2 separate regions of the Homo sapiens genome follow, and region 1 is linked to region 2. Evidence: chromatin loops called from intact Hi-C (ENCODE). Cell type or tissue: tibial artery. All regions are shown on one strand.

Region 1 (2,500 bases), 110 kb after region 2:
GTGTTTTGATCCGACACGGCACGGAATATTTGAGCCCTGCCGATGGATGTGATAGAAAAATACAGCCGGCTGCCAGCACAGCCGGGAAGGGCGGCTTCCTCGCCAGCAAGTGCCACGGCAACGTGTTTCCCCCACCCTCCAGCCCCCACCCCCGGAGTCGGGGGCAGGATCCAAAGCCTGGAGCTGCTTCTATAAAGTACTAACATTGCTGCCTGCACCAAGGAATATTTCCTTTTGAATTCCATACTGAGCTGCAATGGAATATTTGGATTCTTTCTTTTCCCTCCTTTCCTACCAACAGCCATAGGATTAAAATACAGGAGTTAATGAAAACATATGCATGTCTATGTATATCTGGTAGGAGCTGCATCTGTGACAGGCTTGGGCCAGGTACACAGGAACCCTGAGCAGGACGGCGTTCGAGCCAGCACCCTCCACACAGGGCAAGCCCTCCTCCGTCGGTAGTGGCTGCTTTATTTTATTTTGCCTGAAATCTCCCAAGAGCCCAACGGGGAGCTCTGCCCAGGAAACCGGTCGTGGAAAACGCTGCTCTGTGGCTTGCTTGGGACGGGGTGAGATCAGAGCCCAGGCTCTCTGCAGAGGGACCTTTCTGAGTCCACAGTTTGCTCTGCCCCCTCACCCCTAGGGGTCCCTGGCCACACAGTCACCTCTAGGCCTCAGTTTCCACAACCACATATGGGGGTTGACATCAGGCCACTCTGGATCCATGAAGTCGGCATGAAGAAGTGAGGCAGGCCCAGGCCTCGTCCGTGGAGAGGAGAGCCACTCAGGAAGTCAGGGGCCGTGGTGGACAGGTCGGCAGAGGGGAGGGCCCTGCTCTGGGCGTTGAGAAGTCCCCTTGGCGGGTGGTTCCTGGGCTGGGTTTGGAGGCACTCGGGGCTCATCTTACCCTCGGGGTGGGTGTCAGTGCCCCCTTCATGGATGAAGACACCAGGACTCAGAGCAAGGTGACACGTGTCCCTGCAGCAGGCAGGGTGAGAAGCCAGGTTTCTGTCTCTGTTTATCCAGCTGAAAAGAAAGTCTCTCCAGGCGGCAACCAAGATCGAGTGGTGAACATCTGCCGGCTGCAGTCCCGGCCATAGCCCTGGAGGGTGTGACTGGCAGGGTCAGGACGGGAAGAGGAGGAAGGTTTGCTGACATTCTTCCCCGAGCGTGTACCAGGCTGCGTGCCCTGCTGTATCCTCGAAGTTAATCTCCCAGGATCCCTGGGTGTGGGGGGGCTGTGGTTATCCCCTTGCAGGGAGGAGGATCTGCAGTTCAGAGGTGACATGCTCAGTCGGCCACACTGCTGAGCAGGTGACAGGGCAGGCTCCAGCCCTGGGAGGTTGCATTTCCTCTGCAGACCTCACAGCCCCCAGGGGGTCAGATCAAAACCTGACACTCTGTCCAAGCACCCTCCCACCAGCTTCTCCCCTGCAGCCTGGCACACGGCCCCTCTGTCCAGCCTCCTGTCTGCATTGTCTCCCCCTCCCCATGCTGGCACCCCATTTCCTAAAACACACTTGCACCTCCTACCTCCAAACCCTTGCTCATCATGCTGTGCCTCCACGTGGGGTCTGCCCTCAGCTGTGGGAAGTTGCCCATTCCTGAAGACCTCCCAGGAGGCAGTAGGAAATGGTGGAGATACTCAAGAAATACTTGTTATCTGGTTGAATTTGGGGCCAGGAAACCTGGGCCCTGTTGGGTCTTATCACCAGCTGTGTGACCTCAGGCAGGTTAATCCACCTCTCTGAGTCCCATGAAATGTACGAGTTATCCCATGAAATGCTGGTGCTCTCAAGGGAAGGGTGCCCTGGGCGGGACTTGGGGTCTTGAGTGCTGGCAGGTGAGGGGTTGGGGGTCTGCCCTCCCGTCTTGCAGTTGTGAGTTTTGGACCCCTCCTGCCGGCTTGGTAAGATGCAGATTCTGGAGCAGAAATCCTGAGCTCTGGAGTCTTTTTCATGTGTGTACAGTGATTCTCTCGCAGCCCAAGGCCTGCCCTCAGAGTGTCCCTGGGTGCGATGTCAGCCATGGAGTCTCTGAGGTGGGGTCTCCTGTGGTCCCAGGCTCAGGGGATAGATTGCCCAACAGATTGGCAGGCCTGGCAGGGCCCAAGAGGGCTCCCAGGACCCCCTCCACTTCCCAGGTGGGGCACCGAGGCCCAGAGAGCAGGGATTTGTCTGAGCCAGTACAACAGCTCCAGGACAAGCTGGGCCAACAGTTCAGGACTCCCTGCCCAGGCCTGGTCGGGGGAGGTCAGGGATGTCCTCATCGGCCTTGACTGGCCATGTTCTCCACCCCTCCCCTGCCCCCACTGCTGTCTGTATCTCCCCACCTGTGTCTGAGACTAGCACACAGCAGGTGTGAGCATTAGCACATGTGCCAGCTGTGGACACGGCTGGGAGAGCTCTTCCCAGCTGGGGTATCCTGAAGACCCATCATCTGGGGTGGAAGCCAGGCAGCTGCGGCGAGGGGGTTCTCCAAGGGCCAACTCTGGCAA
Region 2 (2,500 bases):
CTCACGTACCACTTTGGAAGGGCATACCTTCAGTCACTTCACCCTTTAATTCCTTTGCTCAAGACTAAAGTTCTGAGAGGAAGTCTAATCAGCTGAGTTGTGTCCATGTGGGCAGTGCAGGAAAGGGTGCAGCGGGAGGCGGCTCCAGGGACGTCTTTGGCTTCCATCATGGGGGAGCAGGCGCGTGGATTATCCACCCTAACAAATTTGGACAAAGGAAAACGAGGTTCTCTGAGGAAGGAGACATAGAGCCCAAGGAGCTAACCAAGAGACAAATAGTCATCCTGTCTTGTCATTTTCTTTTACACATGTGTGTACATTATCTTACACTTATCACTTTGTTTTCTTTCTCTCCTTTAATTGCAGCCTGCTGCCAAAAGTTAAAATAAAATGAACATATTGAGATAGCTCAGTAACTGACTTTTGGTCAATTGCCTTTTCATATAGTGAACAGCTGCCCAAACGATTGTCTCTGTCACTGTGCAAATTTGCAAGCGTTTGCATGATCACTCCCAATCCCCCAACACAGGGCTGTGTTACAGCACAATTTAGTTCAGTGTTTTGCTCTCTGCAACAGGGAGGTTCTCATCCATTGCAGGTTGCAGTAAAAACAGGGGTACCATAAGCAACCACCTCTTTCCTCAACGATGTGATGGAAGCAAACGCCAAGTAGCTCCATGTATCCAACTTAAAAATATAAAAAGTTACGCCCGTGGGCTGTGGTGCCATCTTTGGTTCAATGTAACACCAGGGGTGAGAAACAGACAACTTCTAGCCTCCAAGGAGACCCTGGGGCATGGCGGCAGACCCTCGCTGCACTGAAGGGTGTCCGGGGCTCCAGGACTCAGGCAGCCAGCGGTGCGGCCCCACCTCTCCACCGTCCGCCTCTGGGAGCCTCGGTTTCCTCAGCAGGGATCATGACACTTCATGGCTGCTCTCATGGAGGCGGAGGCTTTGTCATCGCCTCTTTGTGGATAAAGGAAATAAGGCCCAGAGACGTTGATTAACCACCCAAGGTCACACAGCCAGAATCTAAGCCCAGGTCTGTCCAAGGCCTATCCAGCTCTTTCTTCCAGGAAGGCCCTCCCTCTTCCTTCCCGTCTCCCCGTCACCCATCTCTTTCCTCCTCCTGTCCTCTTCTCACCTCTTCTTGCCTCCCCTCCCCTCTTTCCTCCCTTCTTCCCCTCTCCTCCCTCAATTTCTCCTTCCTTCCTCTCTCCTCCCCAAGCTCTCAGGTGAACGTGCGTCCCACCTCTTATGGCGAATGGACAGCAGGTGGCAGCAAACCCCGCCTTCCTGCGCGGGAGCCGGCCTCAGCCCGTGAAACGATGAGAACTGGGCTGCAGAGCCTGAGCTGGGCGGGCGTGAGTTTGCAGATCTGCAGGAGGAACCCGGTGCAGGCGCCTCTGGCAGGGGTGGAGGTTGGGGTGCCCAGGCCTGGTGGCGGGGCGGGGCAGGGGGGTCACCTGCAGGCGTGTGGCCGGGGGAGGGACGGCTCCCAGCTCAGCATCTGGGCAGAACAGCTCCTTGGGGGTGGGAAGGTTCCCCGCAGCGCTTCATCCTTCTAAGTGAATATGCAAATCCCCTCCTCCCGCTCGAGAGGGAACTTCTGCGGACCCTCCTCAGGCAGCCCCAGGGCAGCAGCCCGTCCTCTGGGCGCCATCCTGACAGCGCCCTGGCAGCGCAGCAGACGCTTAGTCCGCACCTGTTCTGGACAGGGGTGGGAGACACCAGGATTGTGGCCACAGGTCCCTACCCAACATGGGTACCTAGTGAACAGAGCGCAGCCTGCCCAGTCAAAGGGCTGGGCCCTTCCTGCACAGGGGTCGCCTTGCTTGGGTGCATCTTGAAGGAAGGTCAGAGACACCCAAAAGGACTGGGCTGAGGGAGCAGCGTCTGGGTCCAGGGCACAGCCTGGGCAGAGGCCAGAGGGCAGCAGGCCTGAGTGTGGGATGCAGATCTTGGGGTAGAGGCCAACTCCACGCAGGGAGGCCCCTCCCGCCGGCGGGTGGTCATGGCTGATTTGAGCCTGTTGTTATTGTTGGCAAATTAACAATACACTGTTAATTGCATGTGGCTGAAAGTAAAAATTAATAAGGAAACAAGTGGGCCCTGCTGAGCTGCTCGCGTCGGGGCTGTGGTTCCCACGCTGGGGCTGCGGCTCTCGCGCCGGGACTGTGGTTCCCACGCCGGGGCTGTGGCTCTCGCGCCGGGGCTGTGGTTCTCGCGCCGGGGCTGTGGCTCTCACGCGCTCCTCCTCGGCTTCCGAACCGGAACACAGCTGCAGCCTCTATAGACTCCTTCCGTGGCGCTTCAGTGCTGAGCCCTAGCAGACTCCTCCTGGCCAGACTTTCCTGGCTCCTCTGATACCTCATTGCCACCGGGCCTCCACCCGGGGCTTTGGATTCATCTCTGCTGGTTTAGGGAGAACCTCTGACCTCTGCTATCTCTCCCCTCCGTGAATGATCCGGTTCCTCATCCCCCACCTGTGAGTTCTGAC

What was found. A loop is a pair of places that touch in the nucleus more often than their neighbours do. Peaks named below come from ENCODE experiments on the same cell type or tissue, not always from the same donor. Only the 100,000 strongest peaks of a DNase experiment are listed, where the experiment ranks them.
Region 1: it touches region 2 in a loop (9-fold over the local background); 29 of 110 quality-filtered maps call a loop at or near these places.

What each region holds. Positions count from the first base shown.
Region 1 is chr4:3,769,748-3,772,247 of GRCh38, reverse strand. No RefSeq gene overlaps it. Among named protein-coding and RNA genes, the nearest start is that of ADRA2C, 4.6 kb to the right of the region's middle. RefSeq lists enhancers at 705-1,390, 1,391-2,076. In tibial artery, no CTCF peak of the experiment used is centred here; a DNase peak (open chromatin) is centred at 1,067; H3K4me3 peaks cover 722 bases; H3K27ac peaks cover 2,500 bases.
Region 2 is chr4:3,879,558-3,882,057 of GRCh38, reverse strand. No RefSeq gene overlaps it. Among named protein-coding and RNA genes, the nearest start is that of ADRA2C, 110 kb to the right of the region's middle. RefSeq lists a silencer at 1,185-1,244 and enhancers at 1,443-1,998, 1,999-2,500. In tibial artery, a CTCF peak has its summit at 1,243 (motif pointing right); a DNase peak (open chromatin) is centred at 1,257; H3K27me3 peaks cover 2,087 bases.